2 separate regions of the Mus musculus genome follow, and region 2 is linked to region 1. The links are chromatin loops, found by intact Hi-C in ENCODE. Cell type or tissue: left cerebral cortex. All regions are shown on one strand.

Evidence for each region. Hi-C counts contacts between places; a loop is a spot of excess contacts. Peaks named below come from ENCODE experiments on the same cell type or tissue, not always from the same donor. Only the 100,000 strongest peaks of a DNase experiment are listed, where the experiment ranks them.
Region 2: a loop joins it to region 1, with 2.5 times the contacts of the local background. A loop is called at or near these places in 2 of 42 quality-filtered maps.

Annotation. Positions count from the first base shown.
Region 1 is chr11:107,626,026-107,634,025 of GRCm38, reverse strand. It overlaps Helz (helicase with zinc finger domain), which reads right to left. Exons shown (of 33, transcript NM_001368755.1): 16 at 7,312-7,491; 17 at 6,572-6,673; 18 at 1,676-1,854. Among named protein-coding and RNA genes, the nearest start is that of Mir6932, 7.7 kb to the left of the region's middle. In left cerebral cortex, a CTCF peak has its summit at 4,352 (motif pointing left); a DNase peak (open chromatin) is centred at 4,347.
Region 2 is chr11:107,792,038-107,800,037 of GRCm38, reverse strand. Cacng4 (calcium channel, voltage-dependent, gamma subunit 4) reads left to right here and starts at 5,332. Exons shown (of 4, transcript NM_019431.4): 1 at 5,332-5,793. The coding sequence starts at 5,574. Gm11650 (predicted gene 11650) reads right to left here and starts at 6,166. Exons shown (of 2, transcript NR_165828.1): 1 at 6,073-6,166; 2 at 4,185-5,100. In left cerebral cortex, a CTCF peak has its summit at 4,187; DNase peaks (open chromatin) are centred at 5,153, 5,712, 6,112, 7,710 and 2 more places; H3K4me3 peaks cover 1,983 bases.

The DNA of each region.
Region 1 (8,000 bases):
CTGAAACACATCCTTGGATTGCCTCACGGCCAACCAAGAGCTACAGGCAGGCAGAGAAAGTCTCATCCAATGGGGGCCTTCCTTTGTACCCAGGCTAGTCACCACCCTTATCAATTCCAAAGTCTTTTTACCATTAAACCTGGCCTCAATAAGGAAAAGAAAAAGTTAGCTGCCAATACCTTCATTTAAGATAAATGTAACCTTTTATCTTAAATTGGGTGGGGGTGGGGAGGGTGCTCCAGGTGTCTATGCCCTGGGCCAGGTGCCAGGGACTGGCCTGTGCCTTCCAGGACTCAGACCTGCAGTAGAGCGTGTCAGTGGCTTTAAAGGCAATTCCAACAGGAGATGGGAAAGTCATGAGCAGTTGGCAATTACAGGAAGAGCAGGGCCAGCCCTGCTGAAGAGCATGCTAAAGACATTCGACGGTCTTCTCATGCTCAGGTTCTACCATACTCAACTCACCAGCTTACATCTGTGTGCTCATATAAATCAGACTGAGCTGGGCATGCTGGCTCACACGCTGGGAAGCCCAGCACTCGGAAGAGTGTGAGCTTAAGGCCAGTCTGGGCTAATAGCAAGCTCAATGCAAGCATAAGTTATAATTATAAAGTAAGACCCTATCTCAAAACCACAAAAATAAAAAGTTTAAATAAATGAAGAGTGATTTTTACATAGTCCTAGCATGTAAGAGTGCTTGCTGCATGATGTTAAGTTCTGTTAACAGCATGTTGCAGCACCCACACAATGAGCAGGGCATCCCACCTATACCTGTAGGCCCAGGGAAATCACTAGGGCTCACTGGCTTCCAGCCTAGCCAAGAAAATATGACCTCAGATACACGGAAGATTCTGCCTCAAAGGAATAGTCAGAGAGTGACAGGAGAGGCACCTAAAGGGCTCTCTGGCTTCCACAGGCACACACATGTGTGTGTGCATGGAGTCATCTGTGCATGGAGACACACAGACACAGGCATATGCACACGCGCCCCACACACACACTTGCACACTCACTTGTGCATGTAGACAGGCACATTCTAGCTCAAGTGTGCATGAAGACACATAGACAGACAGACACACACAAATAAATCCTTAAAAATAAGGAACCTTAATCAAGTGCCATAATTGCTATTTCTACATTACAAGATTCAAAAGCGGGGGCTGGTGAGATGGCTCAGTGGGTAAGAGCATCCGACTGCTCTTCTGAAGGTCCAGAGTTCAAATCCCAGCAACCACATGGTGGCTCACAACCATCTGTAACGAGATCTGACGCCCTCTTCTGGTGTGTCTGAAGACAGCTACAGTGTACTTATATGTAATAAATAAATCTTTAAAAAAAAAAACAAGATTCAAAAGCAACTTAGCAAAAACCTCAACAAAATCACACACACACACACACACACACACACACACACACACACACACAACTGTCCAAATTTGAACTGATCACTAGTGAACAGATACCAACTAGAGAACAGGTGAAATGGCAAATGTTTTTCAGTCAAGGGCCAAAGAGCTTCTGTCCCTGCAGAAGATCCTGCATCATAAAAGCAGCCGCAGACAAGAAACCAGTTAATAAAAGGACACAGGAAGCTGCATTCCGATGAAAGAGACCTGGCCAGATGTGGCCCACAGGAACCTGTCACTGGGAGACAGCCACCTGTGGCAAGTGGGCATACCAGGTTCCAGGTCCAGCTGGCAGAGGTACTGGGAAGTGCTCAGTGTGACCACCACCACTCGATGTTTAAGAATATCTTCCTTCTGGGGCATCTGAAAGGTGGACTGTGTGCTCGAGATCAAGCAGTACTGATGCACGACTGGGTGGACAGTCTTCACCCAGCGATTCCGGAAATACACCCTAGAGAGAAGACGGCACCTCCTGTTAGAGTGTTCATAGTCGCTGAAGATGAAAACACTACACTGTCATTTAAGAGCACAGTGCCAAAAATTAACAAATGAATCCCATCCATAATCATTCCAACCCTCTCAGAGTTTAAGGCTGTAGTAGAAAGCTGCCACGATACGCCCGTGATGACCTTCCCTGGCACATATTTTTACAAGATTTCAACATTAAGTATAGGTGCCACCACATACCTAACTTTTTAAGTATTCAGATTAATCTTGCAACAGAATTAGCACACAAATATATGTTTTATGAGCAATGGTTTTAAATTAAGTTTGAAACCTTCCATTCTTAAATTACCTTTTTCAATTACAGTCTTACTAAAATGTATTTGACTCTGATTTTAATTATTTATGCTACTACAAACCATGGAATTACATGCTTAGAATATTTTTACTTTAGAACAGTTTGTAATAATTTTACTTCAGAAAAGTTCTTAAAATTATTATTTAAAAGGCCTCTGCCTTGGCTTCTGGAATCTGAAGGTAAATTTTTGAATAAACTTTATCAAAAACTCTAAATGCAAATCTTAAGACATGTCATCTTTTCAAGTAACTACAGTAGAAAATATGAACAGGCCTCAGCTATAGACTACTCTGATGGACAGCTACAACCCATACATCCAGCCTCCACCATCCCCATCCACCTACATGACAGACCTACTGGCTGCTGACTATGTTATAGCACACAGGCAGAGTGCACAGGGCTCGGGAGCAACCACAGCAGCCTTGGCTTTGCTTTGGGTTTGATAAAAAGCCATCAAGTGGACAGGGCAGCTGTAATGACTCATGTCACTAAATTCTCTGATCTCTGGGCAGAAATTACTTAGGCAGAGTTTAAGGGCGGCACACTTAACAGATGGGGGCAGGGTTTCCGGCATGTGCTGGCTACCCCTGTGGCCAACGTCAATGGGTCTGCACAGTGCCAACAGACATGAACACGGAAAGAGGAGCTCATGACGGACCCTCATCATCTCATACATGGAGATTCTAACCCGGTCCTGAGGGACGGGGATGGAGAGGGGACTGCAGGGAGCAGAAGCAGCAGGGAGCAATGTCAGGTTAGTGCCAGGGTAGACAGGAGATGAGGGTGGCTTGGGAAGCAGCAGAAATATACAAACTGGATTCACTAGATATGTTAACAGAATGCAACTAGATATACTCATAAATGAACTAGTGGTAAAGATTAAGGCAATGGATGATTTGGTTTTGTTTTGAAACAGAGTCTGAGCCAGGCTGGCCTCAAACTCACTACACAGTGGCTAGAGAACAATCCGCCCTACTGGACCACTGTCCCTCCCTCCTGAGGGCTGCCTCTGGCTTTGGAAACTGCACGAATGGCAGTAGTGTTTACAAAAGTGGAGAAAGAAATAAAACAAATGTAGCCGTTTTCAAATCAGAGTATTAACAGTGGCAAATGATGCTTTTAAGTTCATTATCCAAAATATACAACTGAGAATATAAATATAACTCAGGGTAAAGCTTATATAATACGCTCAGAGCCCTGGGTTCCCAGCACCACAGGGGGGAAAGAAGACATACATAAATATACATGTGACAGCATATTTACATATTTCCTCAAAACAAAATATTTACATATTTCCATGACTTAAACTAATCCTTAAATATGGTCTAGTATATATAATTTTAATTCACTGGGGTCTTATACATGTAACAAATTCATATACAATAAGCAACTACAAATGAACTGATGACCCCCCCCTTTTTTTTAAGCAAATTTTTCTTTAAAGACTACCCAAACGGCAGCTGCTGTTCACTGGCGGAGCAGCGGTGGCTTCCTCGGCATGGCCGGCCCCGTGCACTGCTCGGAACACCTTATCCTCAGAGCCACTAACAAAAAGAAAACTGCTTTCCTCCTCCTTCTTCTCCTTGCTTTGCCTTCTTTTCATTTGTCTGTTTTATAACTTCGAGACAAACTTTCACTGTAGCTCTTGCTAACTCCTCACCCAGTCAAGGCTGGCCTCAGTCAGATTGGCAATAGTCCATCTGCCTGGCATCACAAGTGCAGACCACAGCCACCTGTGGCCCCCATCCAGCTTTTTATGTGCCTTACAAAAACAACTCAATTCTATTTCTTTTTGTTTGTGCATGTGGGGACAGAGGAGGTTTGCGTGTATGTGTAGTATAGGCACAGGGGTACAAATCTCCCAATTCTAAATAAAATAAAAACTGAAACTCAAACCTAAAATGTCAAAAAACGCCATATATTTTAGGTTCAGCTCAATTGGCAAGTACAAGAAATTGCATGATTTTTAACCCTAACAAGTGGGCCTGCCCTATTCACTACTATTGTTACTCAATGGCTGCTCCAACTATCTCCCAGGGCCACATCTATACCAGAGTGCAGGGAAGAAGCCAGTCTGTGGTCAGCCTTGCTCCGTAGCAACAGGCCTGTGTTCCTTCTCAGTCATCTGCGGACATCTGGTGCCCTCTTGTGTTCTGTCTCTGGAATTCCAGTAAAGCTGATTTCCTGCCTGGCGAGGGGTGCAGCAAGCCCTTGCCTAGCAGAGACAGGCTGTGAGGTTCCAAAACCCTCAGACAAAGCTGGTCTTCCAGAGCAGTGATTCATTCTTGTCCTCTCTGTCTCTCAAATCTCTCGCAGTTATTACTGAGTAGGAAAACTATCAGTTAACCTGAGCTAATGCTAGAGTGAGGCCTAAACACTCAAGACGACCGCTCAGCCTCTGCTTCAGGGTAGCACCTTTCCCGGAGAGAAGGCCACAGTGGATGTGCAGGGCTGCATAAAGCAAACTCTCGGGGCGCTAGGCATTTCCCCGTTCTCCTGTGTACTGCATGAAATAGCCTGAGCCTTGCATTGGGAAATAAATTATTTTTCTACCTTGGGTTCAACAACTCTTAGAGTCAAGAAGAAATGAAATCTCTGCTGCGGGTGGGGCAGGTTTCTGCACTTGGGCCAGTCTGACTACACTCGACTGGAAAATCAGTTACTATTACATATATGCAGATGCATCATGGTGGATCCTCAAAGCCCAAAATGATTCCACATGGAAATACCTAGAGAATTAACAGAGTCTACACTCTTAAACATCAAACACCCCATGCTATGTCCATAAGGGCTTCCCTCAACTGTTTCTAAGCCAGGAGCACCTTGACATCCGAGACCACCACATTTCATATACAACATGCACACTCACATACATGAACACACACACACACACAACACACACATTCACATACACGCACAGACACACCCATGCTCGAGCGCACCTGATCTACCAATAAATACTACTAGGGAGAACAGGCAGGGTAAAACGAAAGCTCCTCCTTGTCCTCTGTGAGGTCAGAGGTTAGAGGCCTTAGCCTTCTGTCACTGCATCCTTCAGTAAAATCTTCACTCAGAGAACAGTAAGCACGGTCTTTTATTATTACATGCAACAGGATCTTCTACTGTGGTGGTTTCTGCTGTGTCCTAGAGCGAGAGGACAACACAGTATGGGTGTCTGTGTTAACATGCTACACCACTGCTCTAAACACTTTCAAAGGGGGCTGTGGTCCCAGGAATTGAAGAACTGAATAGCATAACTTCTTATTTCCATGCCTGGGCTCAAGTAGAAGTGAGAGGTTAATAAATTATGGATCAAAGTATAGCTAGAAACTAATTTTTAAGCAATAATTAAGCTAGAGAAAATACCCAAGGAGCTAAAGGGAACTGCAACCCTATAGGTGGAACAACATTTTGAACTAACCAGTACCCCGGAGCTCTTGTCTCTAGCTGCATATGTATCAAAAGATGGCCTAGTCGGCCATCACTGGAAAGAGAGGCCCATTGGACTTGCAAACTTTATATGCCCCAGTACAGGGGAACGCCAGGGCCAAAAAGTGGGAGTGGGTGGGTAGGGGGCTGGGGGGGAGGGTATGGGGGACTTTTGGGATAGCATTGGAAACGTAAATGAGGAAAATACCTAATAAAAAAAAGCAATAATCAATAATCATTTGTACAATAGGCCATGATATATTAGTTTATAACATGGCAAAACTAAACATTATTTCACATAACAAAAGTAAGTGGTATAATATGATTCTGCAGTGTTTTCTGAAGGAAAAGATTTTTATTTTCCCATAATCTGTATATAAGTGCATTTTGTGTTCACAGTCACCGAACCTAAAATGTCCTTTGAAACCCTGTCTTGTACGTGGCAGCAAGAAGCCTGGAACCCGTCCTCGGAGTGCCGCAGAGATCGTTTCCATGCGTCATGCTTCTCTAACGTGCGGCTTCCGCAAACAACCACAGTTAACATTTCACTCCCATTAAGAGCTGTCATCACATGACTACTCTGCTGTACACAATGTGCCAGAATTTTAATCAAACTCAATTTGATTTAAGCTAATCAATTTTCTTTAACCACTTTTCTTATGCTATCTTTTAGATGTACATACCAAAATCTACTCCAACCATAACAACAGTTTTACATGAGAAACTTAAAAAAAGATGTCTTTCTGTATACATAATGTTTCAGAAATGGTACACAATTTTTACATTTTTTGCCTTAATTTAAAAGATTTTTTTCCAATGACATAACCTCCAAATGCCAATGCAGAGTTGATGCTCCCAGAGCCCCGCCATCTTTACAGACACCTTTTCTTAAGAACAACACAGTACAATACAGATACATAATAAGCCTTAGAAATACCTGAGAGGTCTTGCCTGGGGATTGCCTGCTTCTACATATGGATGTAAATAATCCTTTATGTAGAGGTCAGCAGCACTATTAGAATGGGTGCAAATGAGAATCCTGCTGAAATAAATGGTGCAAATAAAAAGAATGACACAACAGAAGCTAGTCAGGCAGTTCAACACCAAGAGAGCAGTGGCCATCTTACACGTCCATTTCCCGCGCCCCGCTCACATTCAACAGGACCCATGGTGCCTTTGGGAGTTATGTTACTCTAAGCTAAAGAGTAGCTCCCCCAAATAATCTTTAAATCTATCCACAGTCCATAGTAAGGATTTTTAAACCCAGCCCTTAGACTTTTAATATACCCATAATGTATAACAGCTATGTCAAACTACCGTGTCTACACTGTCAACTTGTTCTTGTTATTTGGGGAGTGGGGGGTGGGGGGGAAGGGGGTGTTTTTGAGTCAGGGTTTCTCTGTGTAGCCCTGGCTGCCCACTATAGACCAGGCTAGCCTTGAGCTCAGAGATCCAGCTGGCTCTGCCTCCCAAGTGCTGGGATTAAAGGCACAAGCCGTTATGCCCAGTTTACACTGCCTGCCAACTTTTACAACAGCATGTTCTAAGAGAATACAAACTTCATCGCTTTGAGGCTAGGAAGAGGATGAAAACTGTCTCACTGCCCTCATTCTCTCTCTAAAGCAAGGAGAGAGGCTCTGCCTGGTGAAGAGACAGGGCATGCCTCCCTCGGCTCACCTGGTCTCCTGCTGCTGCAGTATGTGCTTGGCCGCCTGAGCCAGAGTGAAGGTTTTGCCCGTCCCGTAGGGTCCAATGATGAGGACAGGCGGCAGCTGGATGGAGAGTGGAGTGGTGATGGCCAGAACAGCTTCTTTCTGCTTTGCATTTAGCCGAGGATCCAACTGCTCGTCCCACTGTCTGTAGAAAATACAAACCTGCTGTTTTAAACACACATCTCAGCGGTGTCGGCTTCACGACACTAACTCGCCCTGAGTGCACAGCATCGACAATAACCAACGCTTACTCCCAAACCTTTCCAGATAAATCAGAGTCAAAGGAAGGTGTTCTGCCATGAAATCAAAACTAACCCGAGTTAGATTCTAATCTAAAGAAATCAAACTTTTGTAGTCTATTTGCTGGTGATATTTCGAAAATGCAGAAAACTATTTCCCAAAGTGAGGAAGCTGCCATTCCCTCCACAGCAAATAGAATACAAAACCAACTAAGTCTCTACTGCTAACTTACTGAAAGGTCTCCAGACAGGCTTAGATCACAAAGGAAGGGAAAAAAACATCTGTATCTCCCTAGTTGAGAAATATCAAAGTTTTATAAATCTTGATTGATTAAGCAGAGGTTTATAAAAGGTATCAAACCAGACAGAGTATTTTCGAGTAGCCCACACACAGAGCCTCCACAGGGCTCCTGCT
Region 2 (8,000 bases), 170 kb before region 1:
AAAGCAATGACTAGAACCCCAGTTTAGCCTGAGTTGGGTGACTTTCCTTTTCCTCTTTCTCAAAGGGTCTGGGAGAAGCATGGGAGACATGGGGCTTTCTCAATGACCGAGTGGGCGGGAACAGCAGGCGGAGGGGGGGAGAGTGCAAGCATTCTGCCTACAGACATGGGCGATGCAGAAAGCCGCCTGTAGCATAAAGCGAGCCCTCCCACTCTACAGCAAGATGGCCCTGAAAGGGCTAAGAGCATCCCACCTCCAGCTCCCAGCAGGCAGCTGAGAGCTGGTGGGGGGCAGGGATGAAAAGGGAGGGAGGGTTCAGGAGGCTAAGGGACCGGACCTTCCCCCAGAGCCAACCTTTCACTTGCAGCTGGTACTTGGCAGCAGAGTCTTGCGCTGCCCTCTCTCCCAACTCCTTCACAGGGCTGTTATATTTTAGGAATTAAAGCTGTGCTCTGTAAAAGCACCAACGACGCGCGTTAGCTGAAGAGTGTGCCTTCACCGGCTGCCCTCCCCACCTGCTGCTCATGCCCGGTGTTCAAAGGCTTCCTGTCTCTCAGTGCCTACCCATTTTTCCTTGGAGTTGTCTCCACCTTTAAGAGTCAGCTCAGATTCAGAGGCTAGCTGAGGACAAAGGCAACTCTGGCCTGTTTGTCCTGTTGAGTGTTTTGAAAAGAATGTTCTCAGAATAACCATCTCTCCTCCAGCGTGCTGGGCTGGAAGCTTTGGCCAAGATGGCCCTTCATATCAATATGCTCATCAGCGGGGGCTGGTACCAGAACAGTCTCTTGCTAGGGAGCTCACTCAACGCAGCCCCTGATGTGATTCCTTTTGAGCCCACGCGGGCTTCGCTCACAGCTCACTGGTTCACTATTTAACACCGACAGCGATGTGCTGGGTTCTCCTCCCACGGACAATGCCCAGGAGACAGCAGCAGCCAGAGGCCAGCATTGTCTGGCGTGGGGGGGGGGGGGGAGCCAAAGGGCTCTTATATTACAGAGCTGATCTTCTGCTTTCTGCTCCAGCTAGCACCTAGGGAAGGTCCTGGAGAAGAGGGGAAGGTGAGCTAAGACCGGTGGCTTTGAGCACTTGCCCTCAACCTCTGCCCCCTCTGAAGTAAGAGGAGGGAATCAATCAAGTCCTACAATCCACCCCATGTGACTTTGATACTGACTTGAATTTGATTTCATCTAAATGTATAGGAGGAGTGGAGAAGGGACCAGAGTAAGCAGAGTGGCCTCAGCATCCTCTGAGAAGTGGAGTGCAATGTTAATTACCAGAGCCTGACTATGCTCTAGAGAGAGCTATGTCCAGATCCTGCCTCCAGAGTTAATGTTTATCCACATAGACATTGTTTACAGAACGCGGATAAAGACATTCTCCCTTCTCGGGTGAACTTATAGGAGGCCACAAAGATCCCCAAAGACACCCACCCAAATATCACCTCCCTTCCCTCTGCACTGCCAGGGGCCCGCCTCTGAGGCTTCTATCTTATTCAGCTGGAGCTGAATAGGAAAGCTGTGTGTATCCAGCTCAAATGGGATCTCAGAGATAAGCAAATGAAATGGAATAAACTTGAATCTACAAAGCCAAGCGGTGTTTTCTGGTCTGTGCTTTCCCTCAGAGGAACCTTCTGAAATAAGGAAGAATAGAAAGTCATTTTTTTTTTTTGCAACTTTGCATAATCTGATGGAGGGGGCCATTCTTCTGGATGCTAAGCAGCCTCCACGTAGTTAAGCCTTCTCCACCCCCAGTCAAGCCCTGGGACATTCTGAGACTCGTCCCTAACCTTTGCCTATAAAAACTCAAAATCATTCTTTCTGTCTAGGTGCCTGGGATGCTGCCCAGGCTCCCTCACCAATCTCCCCTCAGATAAGCCTCCTGAAATCAGCACAACCATCTGCCTTTGAGCAGAGAAATGAGATATCACAAAACATTGCCACGGAAAGGTCCTTCTTTCAGGAGGACAAAGGGAAACAAAGCCCTTAATAAAGGCTTTCGGAGACACCACCCACGGTGTCTGCATCCCTGGTGGGTGGTGGGGCCTCTCCTCCTCCAGCTGCAGAGGTAGCCCTGCTCTGCCAGGCCAGTTACCTTGGCATTCGTGCTCTGACACGCGTATTATGGAGCACGAGCAGCCTAGTCCTGTATTCCTCTCCCTCCTCGCTAACTGCCTGGCATGGCCGCTCGCTGATCCTTGGATCTGAGACTGTGAGAATTTCACTCATGATGGTTCCATCTTCACAGCTTGTGGAAAGTGAAGATTTGAAGCAATTACCAGAAAGAACCAATGAGGAAAGAACCCCTCGGAATTGGGAGGGAAATGGTTTTGGAGAATGGCTTTAACTGACGGTCTCACGCCCCACCTCTTTGGCCATACAGGGTGGCAATAAAATATGTAGTCACTATACACTTTGTCCTAGGTGGCTCCCTGGAAGAAACACCAAGTGCCCTATCTCTCTAGAATAACGCTAGTCCACAATCTTCTCCCAAGCAAGGGTTGGATGCATCCTTCTCCCAGGTCTGGAAGCAACCCAGGGGACACTGCAAACTCTAGGGTCCCTAGGCAGCAAAACTCAGCCATTTAGAAGTCTTGAATCTAGCTGAGCAGAAATTTCCAGATTTCAATTGTGCTCACCCAGGCATGATGAACGGCCTCAGACAGCCCTGAGTTTGCTCCAGCTTCTTTGCCGGCGGTCAAGTCCTTATTTGACTCCACAGTCTACACCCACATAAGCTCAGGTCCAAGTGTGGCTGCAGGTTGGGTGATCACCAACAGATAGGCAAACCAGCAAGCCCCCATCAGGGTCCTCTCAAAAGAACAGGAAATAACAACAGTCTCCAGGAGCGGAGCTGCAATCTGACCTAGGGTGAAAGCTTCAGCAAGCTTCTCCACTTCAGCAAGCTTCTCCACTTCTTCTCTTCACCTTGACTCATATCCAGGTGTTTTGAGGTGTGGAGGGGCAATAGTGAGAACTCACAGAATGCCCTCTATGTGCCCAGAGTGCATCCTAATCTCTGTCTCCAAGAGAGAAGTGGCATTTGCCACTAATTCACAAATAACTGTCCAGCGCATGTGTGTCCAAGGCTGAGACCTGCAAAGCAAATCTGAAAGGCATACCAGAGAAGAATCTCCCTCCCAGGTAGTCATGGCTTGTCCAAATCAAGCTGTTCACTACCAAGGTGGTAATGATCTTAAGCCCAGGTCCCATCTCTAGATCTCTCCAAGACACTCCAAGCCCCTCTGTGGGTACAGTACAAAAGCTGGTCCAACTTGCTTCCTAGAGCTGAAGACGTCTGTCCTACCTCCTGTGTGACTCGGGGTTGCTTGCTTGGATATTATCTCACAGTTACCTAAGAAGGCATGAGGGGAAATCTACTCCCCACCCACCCCCTGGAAGATGAATTAGGTTACTGCATTGGTTTCTTCCAAGATCCTAGGAGAAAGCTCTAACTAGTGCAGGCCAGAGGATGTTTCTGTGTAACCCAGCACCTGGCTAACCCGGATGTGGGTTTTCACACCTTGCTTCATGGAACTCTGAGGAGCACAGAGGAGCTTCCAGCTGCGAGGTGTGGGGGGGTGGGGGGGGTGGGAAGGGGGGTGGGAGGGGGTCGGGGCGCGGCGTGTTCCACCTCATTTCCTCAGCAGTCAGGACACCAGGTTTGTTTGTGTTGGCCCACTGTTAAGGATTACCTCTGAAACAAAGACTGGCTGACTCCCCCCCCAAAAATCAAAAATCTCTCAGAGCACAGAACCTTGAGTTCATCTTGGAGGCTCCTGGAGACAGAGGTGAGCAGCCTTGCCCTGAAACAGGAGAAACCATCACATGCCTTCTGGTCCATTCAGCCGGATATCAGGCACCTGCTGGGTAGACAATACAGCCCTAGATGACAGTGATTTTTTTTAAGGGAAGAAAAGCAATAACTCTCGTCCTTTGAAACTTTGGAAAGCAGAACAGACACCCCCCAAAGGCAGAGGAAAAGGCCAGCAACGCTGATTGGGCTAGTCAGCCTGGCCCTCACATTTTATTATTCTGGTTTTTTTTTTCTATTTGTTTATATTCCCTTCTCCCAGCAAAAGATAATTTTTCCCAGGGCAAACATTTGCACATTGCTACCACACACGGCTATATACGAGGGGGGAGCTCACACTCTCCAGAGAGGAAGAACAGTGAGTGCTCTGAGGCTGGGGTCATTCATTTATTTTCTCTGAGGAAAGCTGGGAAAGTGGCCCGGGAGGTAAAATTGCAAGGGCAGCAGCTTTCCATGTGTCTCTTTCAATCCCAGGGGGTCAGAACAGCAGCCCACAGAACAACCCTCGAGGATGCAACAGGGACAAGGGTGTAAGAAATGGCCTGAGTTCCCCCCCCCCCCGTGGGTTTCAGGCCTCCTGCAGGGGAGGAGGGGAACTGGGTGGCAAGGAAGGAGCCTGGCTCCAAGGAGCTCGGAGTGTATCCAGCTTGGGACCCTGCCAGCACCAAAAGCAATTAAGGGAAGAGGCCAGAGGCCCCGAGGCAGAGTCTGACAAGGTTAAGGGGAGGTGAGGAAGAGCCGGTTAGGCTGAGGAAGAGCCAACCGGAGAAAAAGTAAAGGTTCAGAGAAGGACAGGGAGAAGAAACAGCTGGAGGCTACAATGTAGTTGCTGGTGTTCCTGCCTCTATCAGCAATGGACTATCAGAAGTGTGACTGTAGTGTGTCACATCCTCAGTCCCCCTTCGAAGAAGTCCAGAGCTCCCCAGTGCCTGCTAGAACCCCTTGGCTTGCTTCGGTTGAAATGGAGGTGATCTTCATCTGGCTTGGCCCATAAAGAATGTCTCCCGTCTGTGACCCACATCTGGGCCCTTTGGAAACGCGAGGAGTCTCACAGTACATCCCTGCCTAGACCTTCATAACCAGGTACAGCCATAAGGCCGTGGGGAAAGAAGGAAAGGGGACGCAATCTCCATCCCACAGAATGGGATACAGAATCCTGGGGACTAAGGAGATCCTGGCTGTCCCGGGTTGGAAAGAGAGGTGACTGGAGACGCAGCTTCCCCGGGGTCCTTCCAGGGAACCAATCTTTCTTTCCCTCGGCTTCCTTCGCTCTGATAATGTGAATGAAGCCTGGGAGAGAAAAGAGAGCGCGCGTGAGCGCAGGGAGGGGAGAGAGGGGAGGGAAAATCCCGGCCGTGGGAGAGCGAGCGCGGGGCCAGAGGCGGAGGGGCGGCGCCGAGAGAGCGCGCCGGGCGGCGGGCGGTGGGTGGAGGCGCGGAGGGCGCGGGCCAAGAGCGGAGGGGAGGGCGGGCCGAGAGGGAGGAGCCCCCGGCCGCCACCGCCGCCGCTGCCGCCGCCGCCAGCCCGCCCGGCGGCCCGCGTAGCCCGCGCAGCCCTCACTCGCCGCCGCGCCTCGGAGTTTGAGCCCCGCGCAGCCGGAGCGCAGGCACGCCCGGGGCGCGGGGTCGGAGCGCGCAGCGCGGCGCCGCCCCCCGGCCCTCGGCCCCCCAGCCCCTGGAGCCCCCGGAGCCGCGCGCCGAGGGAGGAGGGCGGGCGGGCGCGGCGGGCCGGGCCGGCGGGCGGCGGACTATGAGGCGCCCACCATGGTGCGATGCGACCGCGGGCTGCAGATGCTGCTGACCACGGCCGGAGCCTTCGCCGCCTTCTCGCTCATGGCCATCGCCATCGGCACCGACTACTGGCTGTACTCCAGCGCGCACATCTGCAACGGCACCAACCTGACCATGGACGACGGGCCCCCGCCCCGCCGCGCTCGCGGCGACCTCACCCATTCGGGACTGTGGCGGGTGTGTTGCATCGAAGGTAGGACCCCTACCCCCAACGCACACACATAACACGCACACATGCACACGCACACATTGCCCCGGGGAGTGGGCCGGGGGAGGGGTGGGCGCGGCGCTGGCTCCACGCGAGACACAAAGAACCTAAAGCTGGGAGGGTGGGTTCCCGAGTGGACACGGGCGCAGCAGCCTCGGGTCCCTCTAGGCTGGGGACCTCCCCAACACACCGATCCCACAAACTCTCGGCTCGCACGCGCACACCCCCTCGCGCACAGACACAATGAAACACACAGAAACTCACGCACGCGCGCGCAACCCGAGAGCGGAGCGATCCCCAGGGGCCTCGCCGGCGCCCCTGGGGGAGGTGGAGGCTGGCGTGGGGGCGGGAGGAGTCTAGGGTTGGGGGGAAAGCGGACGCGGGAGGAGGGGGAGGGGTTGCTTGGCAACCGGTGTCTGTGCGATTGCTATGGGAACTGGCCATCCTGGGGCGGGGCCGGCCGGGGGCGGGGAGCCCCGGGGCAGCTAGGCGCTCACTCCAAGCCCCCAACTGAGAGGGTAAGGGCGGGGTACAGGTTGGGCCCCAAGCGGTTCTGGGGGAGCCAGGTAGCTCCAGCCGGCCGGCCTTCTCTTGATCCCTGACACCACAGACTCACTCCTCTCTGCGCGATGGGTACAAGAGGGGAACCGCGCCGCGTCTCCCGTAACTGAGGCAGCAAGCCCTGGGTCACTGCCCCTCAGCACGAAGTCGGCAAGAGACCTCCGTAGGAACCAAACTGGGGAGAGGAGAGTCAACAGCGGACCAAGAGTGGGCTGGGAGGGGCGTGGTCGCTGTTAGGGCAGGGCGGGGCTCTGTGACCCCCCTAGTATACAGAGACTTGAGAGGTGTGCTTCGGTTGAAATGCATCTAGAGATAGGGATTGAGTCCCTTGGACTGTGGGGACAGCTTCTAGGAGCGCGAGGCAGAAACCTCCGACGCCGGAAATGCATTAGGCTTCTTAGCCCTCCTGGCGCCCTCATGCCCAACGGAAACTCGAACTAACAGGTGTCTACGGAGGGGCGGTCTGGTTCTGCCAGGTTGTAGTCAGATCGGCTGGTTGGTCTCTGACACTGGGGACAGATCAGGGGAACTGGCGATCATTGCTTTAATTTCTCAAAAATCCTTGCGTAGTGTTTCGACTTTCTTTCCGTCACCATTTCTCGTGTGCACTCCGCCCCTGGGAAATTGAGGAAATTCTTCCCTCCTCTCCTCCCTTCAGCTACTTAAGTGTGGTGGGATGCCACAGGAGGGCCAGCTCTTAGAAAGATAGCCCTTCCTGGACGCGTTTTGAATCATATGAAAGGAGGCATTGTGAGGTTTGACTTAGTGATACCCCCCCCCCCACTGTCCCCGCCAGACCCTGGGCTCCTGTCCATCTCTGTCCTCCAATTCCGAGTCCAGATCAGGACTGCTTCTGCACTTTGGAGTTTTATGCTAGCTCTGAGCGGTTTGTAGATGACAGAGTTGTGAGATCAATAGTTAAGGGGGAAAGAACGCCTCACAAAGGAAGTGGTGGGCCCACGATGACACCCCCCTTTTCTTCTGAAAAAAAAACATAATTTTTGGGCATGCAGTTGCTCAGATCGTGAACACCTACACTTCTCATCTGGAGAATGTACCCACGTCACTACCTGCCACCGCACCTGAGTTAGAGAGCAAGGGCTGCAGAGCTGTGTGAGTTCTGCCTCACAGGCTCCACTGGATGCCACCTCCCACCCCCATCCCAAGAAACCCACGGAGCTTGGACCTTCCCGTTTCCCAAGGGAAACTTGAGCGCAGGCAAGCCTGGCCTGCATGGTGACTCCAATGCCTTCTTTATTAATCCCTCATCCTAATTAGGATTGATGCTGCACTTAGCATCTTGCCAGCTGCCTCGAGCCGTTTGAACTCACTGTTCATCAAGAGAGCCCCGGGCTGATCAGGGCAGCTGGCTCGCCTGGCAGAGGGAGCCATCTGGGGGACTTCACGGAAAGAACTGGGCTGCCTCTGTTATTCCCCAAAGCTTGGGGGGTTCTGAGGAATGAGCAGGCTGTACCTACTGGGTGTACCAGGACCAGAGCATCCCCCCGAGACTCAAGGCTGTGAGAGTTGGTTCAAGATTCTTTGTCCAATGCTCAGATCCATAACTGGGCGGGAACTGCCAGCTTTTCTCATAACACAGCAAGGAGGCAGACAGCTCCCAGAGCCACTGA